Linked DNA regions of Homo sapiens: region 1 is linked to region 2. Evidence: chromatin contacts called from ENCODE Hi-C or POLR2A ChIA-PET data. All regions are on one chromosome and are shown on one strand. Each heading gives the region's core, a stretch centred on a gene start or an enhancer-like site at or near the end of the contact. The rest is flanking DNA. Distances are from core to core; before and after follow the strand shown.

Region 1 (6,768 bases), core at 643-3,142, 88 kb before region 2:
AGAGCTGAGGCTCTGTTGTGAGAAAGCCAGCTGTAGGGTATGAATGAAGTCACAAAATACTACTACCACAGCTTTTGGCTTCTATATGAGATGTGATAAACATTTTATAACAAAAATAATTCATTTCAAGATTGAACCATGATAATAATCCCTCCAACTCATACATCAACCCTACTGCAGTTCCCAGGATTTAGAATCCATCTGAGTCAATCATCTCAACACATCTGCGAAGAAAGAGGTGAAGTGAGCAGGACAAAGCCCAAATAGAGTGCAAGAATGAAAAGTGGGAAGGGAGTGCTACCAGGTAGGTATTCTCTATCCCATGAAGTCTCCTTAAAAATTATTTATTTATTTAAATTTTTCTTAAAAAAAAAAAATACATAAGAGATGAGGTCTCCCTATGTTGCCCAGGCTGGTCTCGAACTCCTGAGCTCAAGCATGTTTATTTATTTATTTTTATTTTATTTACTTATGTATTTATTTATTTATTTTGAGACAGAGTCTTGTTCTGTTGCCCAGGCTGGAGTGCAGTGGTGCGATCTCGGCTCACTGCAACCTCTGCCTCAGCCTCCTGAGTAGCTGTGACTACAGGCACCCACCACCACACCCGGCTAATTTTTGTACTTTTAGTAGAGGCGGGGTTTCACCATTTTGGCCAGGCTGGTCTGAAATCCTGACCTCAATGACCCGCCCCCCTCAGCCCCCCAAAGTTGCTGGCATTATAGGCGTGGGCCACCGCACCTAGCCCAATTTACTTATTTATTTATTTTTAAGATAGGGCCTCACTCTGTAGCCCAGGCTGGAGTGCAGTGGTGCAATCTCAACTCACTGCAACCTTGATCTCCCAGGCTCAAGTGATCCTCCCACCTCATCCTACTGAGTAGCTGGAACCACAGGCACACACCACCATGCTCAGCTAATTTTTTAATTTTTTTGTAGAGATGGGGTCTCACCTAGTTGTCCAGGCTAGTCTCAAACTCCTGGTCTTAAGCAATCATCCTGCCTCAGCCTCCCAAAGTGCTGAGATTACAGGCATGAGCCACCATGCCCAGCCTTGTTAAAATTTAATACCTGTTTCCCAAGTCCAACAAAGGAAAAGAATAAAGAATAAGAGCTTATGGTGGCATTTTGAGGCTACTCTCCCATACAGAGAGCCCCTCAAATGAAAACTTGATCTTTTATTACCTATTTTATTTCATTTTTGAGATGGGGGTCTCACTCTGTTGCCCAGACTGGAGTGCAGTGGCATAATCATGGCTCACTGCAGCCTTGACCTCCTAGGCTCAAGTGATCCTCCCACCTTAGCCTCTCGAGTAATTGGGACTATAGGCACATGCCACCACACCAGGCTAATTTTTGTATTTTTTGTGGAGACAGGGTTTTGCCATGTTGCCCAGGCTGGTCTTGAACTCCTGGGCTTAGGCAATCCACTCGCCTCGGCCTACCAAAGTGCTGGGATTACAGGTATGAGCCACCATGCCTGGCCGATTACATATTTTATAAGTGGTCTGAACTAAACTTATTATAGCCACCAAAATGTTCGTCTCACTTCCCATTTCAGAATTCCTTTCTCTTCCCCTCTCTATATTATAAGGATGTTTCCAAACAAAGGTTGCCACCTACCCAAACTATATGAACATCCCATACTATCACATCTTTTCTATTGCTTTCAAACACTCAGATGAATAACTTGTAATATGCTTCCCTTCAATTAGTTACCATATGGCTGTATTTTCTAAACTAAAATCCAACAACATTCATAGGGTTTTTAAAAAAAAAGTGCTTTTACAGAAGTGGAAGCAGTTATGCTTCTTTAACCATCTCCATTTATGGTCAGGTGGTTAAGGTAACAGGAGGAACAAAGTTGTTGATTTTAGCGATGACTTAATATGAAAGTGAAGGTACTGGAAGTAGATGTTCTCAGGAGGCAAAGAATGAGACCTGACAACAAGATGAGAATCATTAATGGTGCCCAAAGGTGCAGGAACATAAAATTGATCAAGTGTCTGTTATAACTGCTTTCAAAATAAGAAGTAAGTATACATTGGTCTCAAAAGTACCAATTAGCCAATGAACTAAGAAAAAGAATAGTTTGACCTTCTTTTCTGTAATTTCAAGAACCTGAAGAATTTTAAGGGGCAATCTCTAATGTTCACTTTTGTGAACTAAATTATTCTCTCTTATTAGATTAGCTAAATCTGGAAATACAAAACGGACATTCAATGCAAGGTAGCAGTAAACAAATTAGAAAAAGAAGGAACAGTTTAGAAAGGAACAGTTTAATCTTTAAGGCATTAAAACTACTTATTTGGCTGGGCGCCATGGCTCATGCCTGTAATCCCAGCACTTTGGAAGGCCGAGGAGAGCGGATCACGAGGTCAGGAGATCGAGGCCATCCTGGCTAACACGGTGAAACCCCGTCTCTACTAAAAATACAAAAAATTAGCCGGGCATGGTGGCAGACACCTGTCGTCCCAGCTACTTGGGAGGCTGAGGCAGGAGAATGGCGTGAACCCGGGAGGCGGAGCTTGCAGTGAGCCGAGATCGCGCCACCGCACCAGCCTGGGTGACAGAGAGAGACTCCATCTCAAAACAAAAACAAAAACAAAAACAAAAACAAAACAAAACCTACTTATTCAATGCCCTTTTTTTTTCTTTTCCTAAAAATGTTACTAAGATAATATCCCCTGCCATCACTCCCTCATAACGCAAATGTGTTGTGGCTATAGGGGAGCCTAGAGTGTGAATATTAGTCTAGGTCCAAAACTGACCTCGTTACATGTGAATGTGAGTTTTGAGTATGCCAGTAGAAGAAATAATTGATTGACAGTAAACTGAGGGATTAGAAAAAATTAAAATTAAAAAATTAAAAAAGACATCAAAGAAATAATTGAAAGCAAGGAGGCAAAAAAGCCAAGTAGAAACTCCTTCATGATATCAGTGGCTGAGGGTGGCCAAGGAGAGGTTTAAGACTAAGAGAAAAGGATTTGTTTGAAGAAAATAGAAACCACAAAACAGAATATTTCAGTAAGAATGAGGTCAGGGAAGACTTCATAAGCAAGACACTACATGATTAGGAAAACCTAGAAAGAAGTGACCACTCAGAAAGTTTCCAGCAATATGTGAGTCTTTCTGCCCAATGTCTAGAACTGGGAGACCAAGGAAATGTTACCACTTATGCATTAAGAGTATCTACTGTCAACTACATTAAAGATAATAACGACTAAATTATTCATCCAAGGGCTTAGGTTATGACTAGAAATATTAATGGAAATTAAAAGTAAAAAAGAACAGCTTATTTTTTTAAAAAGTATTAAGCTGAGTTAATGAGTCATGGAATCCTGATTTGTCTAATAACCTATCTGTAGTTGATTTCCTTCCCTGATATTAATTACTTTATACATTAAATAATGTTTGCACCCTAACATGGTGACTAATTCTGCCCTAGACTACAGCTGTATCCTGTGAGAAGTAAAGTAAAAGCTGAGATAACTGCCCTCTCTCCCTTTTCTTCTCTCCCTACCTTACCCTGCCTCATCCTATTCCCTTGCTGGTAACAGATTGAGGGATAGAAATAGAAATCATCCCTGAGAGAAAGCTGAGAAACTTTCTGTTTTGCCCACCCAAAACTTATTTTAACACACTTACCAACATCTCCATAAACATACAGGCCCCTTGGAGGTTTGCTCCTTGAAAAAAGCTGCAAATTAAGAACAAATTATAAATCTCTACCATGCAAATAATTAAATATAATCATATACATAGTCTTCCTAACTGTCCTATATACAGAACCAAGAGGGGCTATTATATACAATAAGTAAGAAAAAAACTTGATATAAAAGTGTTTAAAGCTGAAATATTATGCAGCCTTAAAAAGGGAAAAAACTCTAACGTATACATGAATGAACATTGGGGACATTATGCTAGGTGACATAAACCAGTCACAAAAAGACAAATATTCTCCATTCCACTTACATGAGGTACTTAGAACAGCGAACAATTAAAGAGACAGAAAGTAGAAGTCAGGTGCTGTGGCTCACACCTATAATCTGAGCACTTTGGGAGGCTGAGGTGGGAGGATCACTTGAGCCCAAGAGTTCAAGACCAGCCTGGGCAATATAGGGAGACCTCATCTCTGCAAATAGTTAAAAAGAATTAGCCAGGCATGGTGGCATGCGCCTGTGGTCCCAGTTACTCAGGGGGCTGAAGTTGAAGGATTGTTTGAACTCAGGAGGTCAAGGCTACAGTGAGCCATGTTCACACCACTGTACTGCAGCCTAGACAACAGAGCAAGACCCCATCTCAATTTAAAAAAAAAAAAGTAGAAAAAGGGGTTGCCAGGGGCTGGAGGGAGGAAGGAATGGGGAATTATTGTTTAATGGGTTCAGAGTTTCAGTTTTACAAGATGAAAGTAGTTCTGGAGATAAATGGTAGTGATGGCTGCATGACATTAAGAATGTATTTAATACCACTGAACTGTACTCTTAAAAAATGATTAAGATGGTAAATCTTATGTGTGTATTTACCACAAAAGGAAATTGGAAAAAATGCTGTGAAGCCCCTCTTAGGATTCAACACAGGAGGCAATAACCATAGTAGCCCACAGCGAGGGGTTCACAGTCACACAACTTGAATGTACATCCCCTCTACCATTTACCAGCCATGTAGTCTTTCCCTTCTTCTTTCCCAGATGGGCTCCCCAAACAATGACAGCTAGGTTCATTCTCAGCAATTAATAGAGTAGAAGAATTTTTCTGGAGAAACTGAATGATCTCCAGATAAAAAGGCCAGAAGGCACTTACACTGGTTAAGCTTCTCCCAAAGAAAGACCTAGATCCCTACCAGATTACCTTCTGGTAAAGCACACCAGTCACCAAACCTCTCAAGCTGGAGTTTCAATCAGCTTGTTAGTACCAATGGTCAATGGATATTTGGAAAAAACTTCCAACATAAAAGTCAGAGACCAGAACAAATATGCAGAGGGGAATAAACTCAGAGGAAACAGAGGACTATTCAGACATCAAAAAAAAAAAATCTCAAAAATAAAAGTGGGCCAGGCATGGTGGCTCACATCTATAATTCCAGCACTTTGGGAGGCCAAGGTGGTCAGATTGTTTGAGCTCTAGCCTGGGCAACATAGCAAAACCCCATCTCTACAAAAATCAGCCGGCATGGTGATGTACTCCCGCAGTCCCAGCTACTTCGGAGGCTGAGGTGGAAGGATTGCTTGAGCCCGGGAGGTGGAGACTACAGTGAATCGAGATCACATCACTGCACTCCAGCCTGGACAACAGAGCAAGACCCTGTCTCACTCAATCAATCAATCAATAAAAATAAAAGTGAAGTCAATATAATAATATACTGAAGAAAAATAAGAGAAGCTACTAAAACTATATAAAGCATAGTGGGAGAAAGAAATTGTCTCTTCAATAAATGATGTTTGGGAGGCTGAGGCATTAGGATTGCTTGAGCCCCGGAGTTTGAGACTAGCCTGGGCAACAATGCAAGACACCATTTTTACAAAAAAGAAATTGTTTCAATTGAGGAAAAATGATTTCCTACCAATCCATCCAATCTATTCATCAAGTGTGAAAATGGAAAATTGTCCTTTCATAAATTCAGGGTATGAACAAAACTTCCTACTCAGCAAGAAGAAAACATAGGCTCTGGGAAATGTAGAGGGCCCCTGAGAGGGAAAAAAGCTTGTCAGAGGGAGGCCTGCTTCCAGGACCACAGTGGCACTGCAGGTCAGGAAAGCAGTCAGGTCCAGAGCAAAACTGGAAACTGAAGGGCTCTGGAGATGAAGCAAAATAGAACTTATCTTACCTAATGCTATTATCAACCCAAATAACCATCTTGAATTTTGTTACACTTAGACGAGTAACCTTCATACTCTGCAGCAGTTCCTAACACCTGTGCAAAAAACAAGGTATGACAGGGTGGAGTGAGTTCAGAAAGGGAGGGTAAAACAGAAAAAAGTGAAGATTATGCCACTTAGCATCAACCGGAGTGGTCAATAATTTGGCAGAGAACATTCTCAAAACCTAGCTTTCAGGGTCTCATCCATAAGGCTTTTGGCTTTGTCTTATTTTATTTATTTTAGAGACAGGGTCTCACTCTGTCATCCAGGCTGGAGTGCAGTGGCATGATCATAGCATACTACAGCCTTGAACTCCTGGACTCAAGCAATCCTCTTGCCTCAGCCTCCTGAGTAGCTGGGGCAGGTGGACACCACTACATCCAGCTAATTTTTTATGAAAAAAAACTATCCTGTAGGCTGGGCGCGATGGCTCATGCCTGTAATCCTAGCACTTTGGGAGGCCAAGGCAGGCAGATCACTTGAGGTCAGGAGTTCAAGACCAGCCTGGCCAACATGGTCAAACCCTGTCTCTTCTGAAAATACAAAAATTAGCTGGGCGCTGTGGTGCATGCCTATAATCTCAGCTACTTGGGAGGCTGAGGTGGGAGAATCACCTTGAACCAGGAGGCGGAGGTTGCAGTGAGCCGAGATCACACCACTGCACCCAGCCTGGGCAACAGAACGAGACTCCATCTCAAAAAACAAACAAACAAACAAACAAACTATCCTGTAGAGATGGGGTCTCACTATGTTGCCCAGTCTGGTCTTAAACTGCTGCCTAGGCCTCCCAAAGCGCTGGGATTGTAGGCATGAGCCACCATACCTGGCCTGTTTTTGTTTTATAATTTATGGGTTCATTCCAACCTGCCTCAGAAACCTCTCTTGCTTTCCTGTTCCTTTTTGCTTTC
Region 2 (7,002 bases), core at 1,790-4,289:
ATAGTTCCTATCCCTTCCTTCCTAGATATTTTGTACTTCTGGTCACTTGCAAACAGGGTATTTTCTTCCATTTCCATTCTAACTAGATATTGCATAGACAAAGGAAAGCTATTACATTCTTTATTTCTGTCTTGCCACTACATTCTCTTGTTAATTCTAGTAGCTTATTATTTCTGGATTTGTATTCTAGAAATGCAATCACAATTCCTGAAAAATAAGGATAATTTTTTTTCCTGATATTTACACCAAGAAGGTCTTCTTTGGCTATACAACTGTGCTATGATGCTGTGCTGCTGTCCCTCCTAGCCGCTTCCCCACTGCAGGCATTTGTTCTGGCTGCCCACTGCTGCCCTGAGTGGTCGCCAAGGAATCAGACAGAAGCATTCTATGAGAATATTCCATGATTGCTTTGTTCAGGTGTCACCGATGACAACATAATACAGTAGTTCCTGGTCTCTTAGCTTGCATAGACTTCAATTCAGAGTCATTGATATGTATTTATTGAGCTTACATTTCTAATCATACCAGTCAAATTCCCATTTGGTCTGTTGCATTAGGAGACATGCCCAGCATTAATATCTAATGAGCTTGTCTGTCACTATCTGTCACATTATTCAGTTTTATTTGCCTCATAGCACCAATTATATTGGCAGGTGTATTATTTACTGAATTGTCTCCCTAAGACAGACTATATACTAGGCTATAAACCTGACTTATCTACCCTTTCATTTCTAGTACTTAGAATGAAAACATCTAGTAGGTCTTCAACAAATATTTGTTGAATTAATAAATGAATGTTGTTTTCTGGAAAATAATATACATTGTATTTAAGTAATGCCTTTTTTTTTTTTTTTTTTTTTGAGATGGAGTTTTGCTCTTGTTGCCCAGGCTGGAGTGCAATGGCACGATCTCGGCTCACCACAATCTCCGCCTCCCAGGTTCAAGCAATTCTCCTGCCTCAGCCTCCCGAGTAGCTGGGATTACAGGCATGCGCCATCACGCTCGGCTAATTTTGTATTTTTAGTACAGACGGGGTTTCTCCATGTTGGTCAGGCTGGTCTCAAACTCCCAACCTGAGGTGATCCGCCCGCCTCGGCCTCCCAGAGTACTGGGATTACAGGCGCAAGCCACCGCACCCGGCCAAGTAATTTCTTTTTATTCCAGTGTTTCTTAGTGTTATTAAGAATGGTTGCTGTTGGCCGGGCACGGTGGCTCACTTCTGTACTCCCAGCACTTTGGGAGGCTGAGGCGAGCGGATCAGCTGAGGTTAGGAGTTCGAGACCAGCCCGGCCAATAAGGCAAAACCCCGTTTCTACTGAAAATACACAAAAATTAGCTGGGTGTCATGGCGCACGCCTGTAATCCCAGCTACTCGGGAGGCTGAGGCAGGAGAATCGCTTGAATCCGAAAGGTGGAGATTGCAGTAAGACAAGATGCGCCACTGCACTCCAGCCTGAACGACACAGCGAGACTCCGTCTCAAAAAAAAAAAAAAAAAAAAAAAAAAAAAAAAAGCAAGAAAGAAAAGAAATTTGCAGTTCAAGGGACAGATCAGTCCAAGCACGGTGGTTCATACCTGTCATCTCAGCACATATGGGAGGCCACGGCGGGAGGATCACTTTGATGCTGGGAGTTGGAGACCAGCCTGGGAATCACAGTGAGATCCCGTCTCCACAAATAATTACTAATAATTTAAAATCTAAAGAAAAGGGGGGCGGGGAAGATCAGGTTATTTAAAGTAATTATAGTGTTAAACTTGACATATTAAAAAATGCAGAAATAGTTGTGAGGGATAACTCTCTGGGCAGAGATAGAAATGTATCGTATCTCAACATTTAAAATCTGCATTTCCCATTGGACCATAAGAGATGAACTAGGACCTAATTAATTGGGTTTTCTCCCCGTTTCTTTCTTTCTTTTTTTTGAGACAAAGTCTCACTCTATTACCCAGGCTGGAGTGCAATGGCAGATCTCAGCTCACTGCAACCTCTGCCTCCCGGGTTCAAGCGATTCTCCTGCCTCAGCCTCCAGAGTAGCTGGGATTACAGGCGCGCACCACCACGCCCAGCTAATTTTGCATTTTTAAGTAGAGATGGGGTTTCACCATGTGGGCAAGGCTAGTATCGAACTCCTGACCTCGTGATCCGCCCGCCTCGGCCTCCCAAAGTGCTGGGATTACAGGCATAAGCCACCGTGCCCGGCCTTCCTCCCCGTTTCTTAAAAAGGCTCATGTGAGTTGCATTTCCAGTCCTGTAGAGGTACGTTTAATACTTTTCAAAAAAAAAAAAAACTTATCAGGACTTCGTGAGAAACGAAAGTGGACACCCAAAGCAGCTTGCAGCCGGTCTACTGTTACTTTGTTTTAGCGGACCGACCTGTCTCCAAAATCGATTTGACCATAATGCTAGGATTTAACTAGGGCTTTAGTTTTTATTTCACTCCCCCACTTTACTGGTTTCAACCTATCAATCCAGACGCGTGTCTGGTGCAACGCTCGGGTTTATGGCAAAATCATCTCAGGCATTTGCTTAACCTTCTCCAGAAAGGCATTTTCAGGGGTTCACAGTGAGACGGTGCACAGGTTGGCACAGAGTTAGTAGGGGCAGTTTTGTTTCGATTTGCGGGCAAATCTCTAAGATCTCTCCGTTTAACTTTCGCCCGCAATTCCCAAAGCCGCTAAAGCCGTTTCCGGCGCTCTACCCCGCCGCAGGCCGAGGCTGGCGCAGAGAGACAGGAAGCGCCAGCTCTGGGCGTCTGGGTCCTCGCCTCCTCGGCCGCAGCCCCGCGGCGGCGCGCTCGCGGTGCATTGTGGGCGCTGTAGTCCGGCCGGAACCTGTTTGCGACCCCGAGTCCCATGACACCGCTTCTCCTCACACCCCAGTCCGCAGTGCCCCTCCCCAGCCTCGGCCGGGCCTCCCGGGAGCCGGGCGTGGCGTTCCAGCTAGTGAGCCGTTTCTCCCCTGGGCTCGGAGGCGGAAGCTTGAGGGGCGCGGGGAGGAGCTTCGCGTGCGGGGTGAACGCCCGCTCTACGTGCTCGTTCTCTTCGCGACCGCTGCGCGCGAGCCCCGTGTCCCCACGGCGGGCAGCAGCGGCGGCGGCGGCGGCTGAACGCGGAGGGGGCGGAGGGAGCCCGCGGCGGCGGCAGCAGCTACAGCGAAATGGCGGAGACCGTGGCTGACACCCGGCGGCTGATCACCAAGCCGCAGAACCTGAATGACGCCTACGGACCCCCCAGCAACTTCCTCGAGATCGATGTGAGCAACCCGCAAACGGTGGGGGTCGGCCGGGGCCGCTTCACCACTTACGAAATCAGGGTCAAGGTGAGGCCGTCTCTCCCCTCTCCCAAGAAACCCCTCCCGCTGGCTCTGGTCACCCCCACTCGACCCGGGAGTGGACCCCCGCGGGCAGCCACAGCCTCCCAGGCCGGGAGCCCCCTTGCAGAGGCGGGCCGGGGTCGTGAGCCAGGGCCCCTCTTCCTGTAGGGCTGGTGTGGGGGGCTGCAGAGCGAGCCCGGCGCGCTGGCACTTGGAGAAGGTGCTCGAAGAGGAGGGCGTGGGTTGAGCGCCGCTTGCCCCTCCAGCAGCTGATCAGGGAATGACATTTGAGTTGGAAAGGGGTAGATCTTTCGAGAACACATCCCTTCGCTGGGAAGGGAAAGAGATGTTGACAGAGAAAAGGGGCTTGCGCAAAGTTAAAGCCTTTTCCCAGTTTTCTCTTCCTGGAGACTTCCCAGAGGTAGCAAGCCAACCCGGCTGCTCCAGGCCCTTCCCGAGCTGCTAAAGTAACCTGGGTTGTGCAGTCTTCTGAACGGGACTTAATGAAAGTTCACAGAAGCCTGACAATTTTTGATAGGGCTGAGCCAGACCAGAAGGGTGATTGGACATGGTTGACTTCAGCATTTTGGGCCACCGCCCTGCCAAAGGCTGAGGTGTGGTGTCACCTACCTCATAATCCAGAACTACAGTTGCTTTAAGAAAAGACTAGGGATCTTGCTCTCTTAATTCGAGATTTGCACTTAATTGAATAAAGAAATCAACAGAAATAAAATATACCTAATTTCATAACTAGTATTTGTTGGCAATAATTTAGATGATTTGAAAGATGTTAATTGAAAATAGTGCTTCACTTTCACTCTATAATTCAGGATTAAAGAATTTGCCCATGTATGGAAGCATCTTTAAAAATTAATTACATTAATTTAAAGATGACAGCAAATTATTAAAAGTTAAGTGTAAAGCGATTTTTCCTTTAATCAAAATTTATATGACAAGCTACTATTAACATTTAAGTGAAAAAATTCTCATTAACTTACACACTTTGTGTCGTGAAAAACACAAAAATCAAATTTACCATCCTAACCATTTTTAAGTGTACATACAGCTCAGTAGTATATTCACATTGTTGTGAAACTTAAGTATTTTTAAAAAATGATTCTTACGTAGTTAGCATTGATTTTAAAAAGTTAATCAAACTTTAAGATATGAAACGAATAGTTTAATGTTTCAAGCCACTGTTGTCTTCTTATGGATGTGTAAAATGTGGATCATAGGCCGGGCGCGGTGGCTCATGCCTGTAATCCCAGCACTTTGGGAGGCCGAGCTGGGCGGATCACCGAGGTCAGGAGTTCGACACCAGCCTGACCAGCATGGAGAAACCCCATCTCTACTAGAAATACAAAATTAGCCGGGTGTGGTGGCGCATGCCTGTAATCCCAGCTACTCGGGAGGCTGAGGCCGGAGAATCTCTTGAACTGGGGAGGCAGAGGTTGCCGTGAGCCTAGATCGGGCCATTGCACTCCAGCCTGGGCAACAAGAGCAAAATCCCTTCTCTAAATAAATAAATAAAAATTGAATCATAGGATATGTTGTCATAGGGAAACTGCAAAATCCAGACTTCAGTACACCTGGGGAACTACATTCATACATAAACCTAGTGGAAAAGTGAATGTTTTTCTAATTGTCTGTAATACATGACAGATGGTTCACTAAAAAGAACTTCCTCTTTTGCCCTATTCACTAGTATTTTCTTTTTTTTTCTTTCTTGTGCTAAAACAGAACTTGGTATTCTTGTTTCTATACTTCCATAGCAGGTACTTCCTGTCACAAAACTGAATTGGAATCTCCTGCCTACACTTCCTCCACTTACTTTGAGTTTATCTTGCTGAATGCATTATATTAAATGGGTTCTAGTATAATAATTTAATCCTCTTTTTTTTTTAATACACCTAATACCTTAGCAAATAGCTGATGTGACACTTAAAAATGGTTTCTGGGCCTGGCGCAGTGGCTCATGCCTCTAGTCCCAGCACTTTGGGAGGCTGAGGCAGGTGGATCCCTTGAGCTCAGAAGTTTGAGACCAGCCTGGGCAACACGTTGAAACCCCTTCCCCACAAAAAAAGAAATTAGTTGGGCGTGGTGGCGCGCATCCCTGAGGTCCCAGCTACTCCAGAGGCTGAGGTGGGAGGATCACTTGAGCCCAGGAGGTCGAGGCTGCAGAGAGCTATGATGAGGCCACTCTACTCAAGCCGGCATAACAGAATGAGACCCTATCTCAGGAGAGAGAGAAAAAAGGGTTTTGGTATAGTCATTTACATGTTAAAGAAAATTTTTTTTTTTTTTTTTTGAGACGGAGTCTCGCTCTGTTGCCCAGGCTGCAGTGCAGCGGCGCTATTTTGGCTCACAGCAACCTCCGCCTCCCAGGTTCAAGTGATTCTCCTGCCTCAGCCTCCTGAGTAGCTGGGATTACAGGCATGCGCCACCACGCCTGGCTAATTTTTGTATTTTTAGTAGAGATGGGATTTCACTGTGTTGGTCAGGCTGGTCTTGAACTCCTGACCTCGTGATCCACCTGCCTTGGCCTCCCAAAGTGCTGGGATTACAGGCATGAGCCACCGCGCCTGGCCTGAAAATAATCTTTTTTAAGAACGATTAATGAGTCAGGGAACTAACAAATTATACACTTACTTTGGTTTGTATTTTTGTATAAACCAACTCACTGGGTGTTAATAGCTGTTAACAGTCATAAATGCCAGTGCCTATGTGAAAACCTAATTGAGTTTTTAATGCATGAAATGACTTTGGATTTCTTTCTTTTTTTATTTTTATTTTTATTCTTTTTGAGACAGAGCCTTGCTCTGTCGCCAGGCTGGAGTGCAGTGGCGCGATCTTGGCTCACTGCAACCTCTGCCTTCCGAGTTCAAGCGATTCTCCTGCCTCAGCCGCCCAAGTAGCTGGGACTACAGGCACGCGCCACCACGCCCAGCTAATTTTTGTATTTTTAGTGGAGACGGGGTTTCACCATGTTGACCAGGATGGTCTCAGTCCCTTGACCTCATGATCTGCCTACCTTGGCCTCCCAAAGTGCTGAGATTACAGGCGTGAGCCACCATGCCCAGCCTGGATTTCTTTTAGTATGTAATGTGTTAACTTAAAACTAAGGACACCATATAGTAAGGAAATTAGGCCTTATTTGAGCAGCATATGATTTTTTAGAGTAATTATAGTCTTGCATTAAGGCAGAGTGGCTATGACATGAATAGTTTAATATTTTGTAATTTTTTTCTTCTTGAGATAAGAGTCTCGTTCTGTAGCCCAGGCTGGAACACAGTGGCATGATTGTGGCTCACTGCATTCTCAAACTCGAGGACTCAAGTATTCCCCCCGCCTCAGCCTCCCAAGTAGCTGGACTACAGGGTACTACTATACCTGGCTAATTTTTTATTTTTTGTCAGATGAGACTTGCTATGTTGCCCATGATGGTCTTGAACTCCTGGCCTCAAGTGGCCCTCCCCCTCTCAGTCTCCCAAAGTGTTGGAATTACAGGCATGAGCCACCTCACCCAGCCCTGCAATTTTATTTATTATTTTCTAAATGTTGCTGCTCTCCCGAACCCCTACTGACTACCTTTTGCTGTTGAATTTGCTATGTGGAAAACCATTTTATGTTCCAGAATTTGGGCTTTTAAACTATCTTACAGTTACTGTCTCATTCTGGTCTTGAGAAAA

What was found. Hi-C counts contacts between places; a loop is a spot of excess contacts on that map. ChIA-PET counts read pairs that join two places held with the same protein, here RNA polymerase II (POLR2A). Pooled maps may share reads with other maps.
Region 1: a map of B cell shows a loop between it and region 2 (15-fold over the local background). The contact joins the enhancer-like site here to the promoter of SNX3 in region 2. A Hi-C loop is called at or near these places in 4 of 168 maps with a recorded cell type or tissue (B cell, CD8-positive, alpha-beta T cell, GM12878 and 1 more), 35 of 37 single-sample maps with no recorded cell type and 14 of 50 pooled maps. POLR2A ChIA-PET finds 5 or more read pairs at or near these places in 6 of 52 experiments (A549, A673, activated B cell and 3 more).

What each region holds. Positions count from the first base shown.
Region 1 is chr6:108,343,920-108,350,687 of GRCh38, reverse strand. It overlaps AFG1L (AFG1 like ATPase), which reads right to left. Exons shown (of 13, transcript NM_145315.5): 3 at 3,649-3,700. Among named protein-coding and RNA genes, the nearest start is that of AFG1L, 52 kb to the right of the region's middle. RefSeq lists an enhancer at 1,796-1,965. Within about 2 kb of position 1,892, at least 2 of the 41 ENCODE cell types and tissues checked have a DNase peak (open chromatin) inside an H3K27ac peak, as active enhancers do; they include B cell and GM12878, where a contact is called at or near this core.
Region 2 is chr6:108,257,077-108,264,078 of GRCh38, reverse strand. It overlaps SNX3 (sorting nexin 3), which reads left to right and starts at 3,039. Exons shown (of 4, transcript NM_003795.6): 1 at 3,039-3,319. The coding sequence starts at 3,158. RefSeq lists an enhancer at 2,019-2,854 and silencers at 2,982-3,241, 3,352-3,461.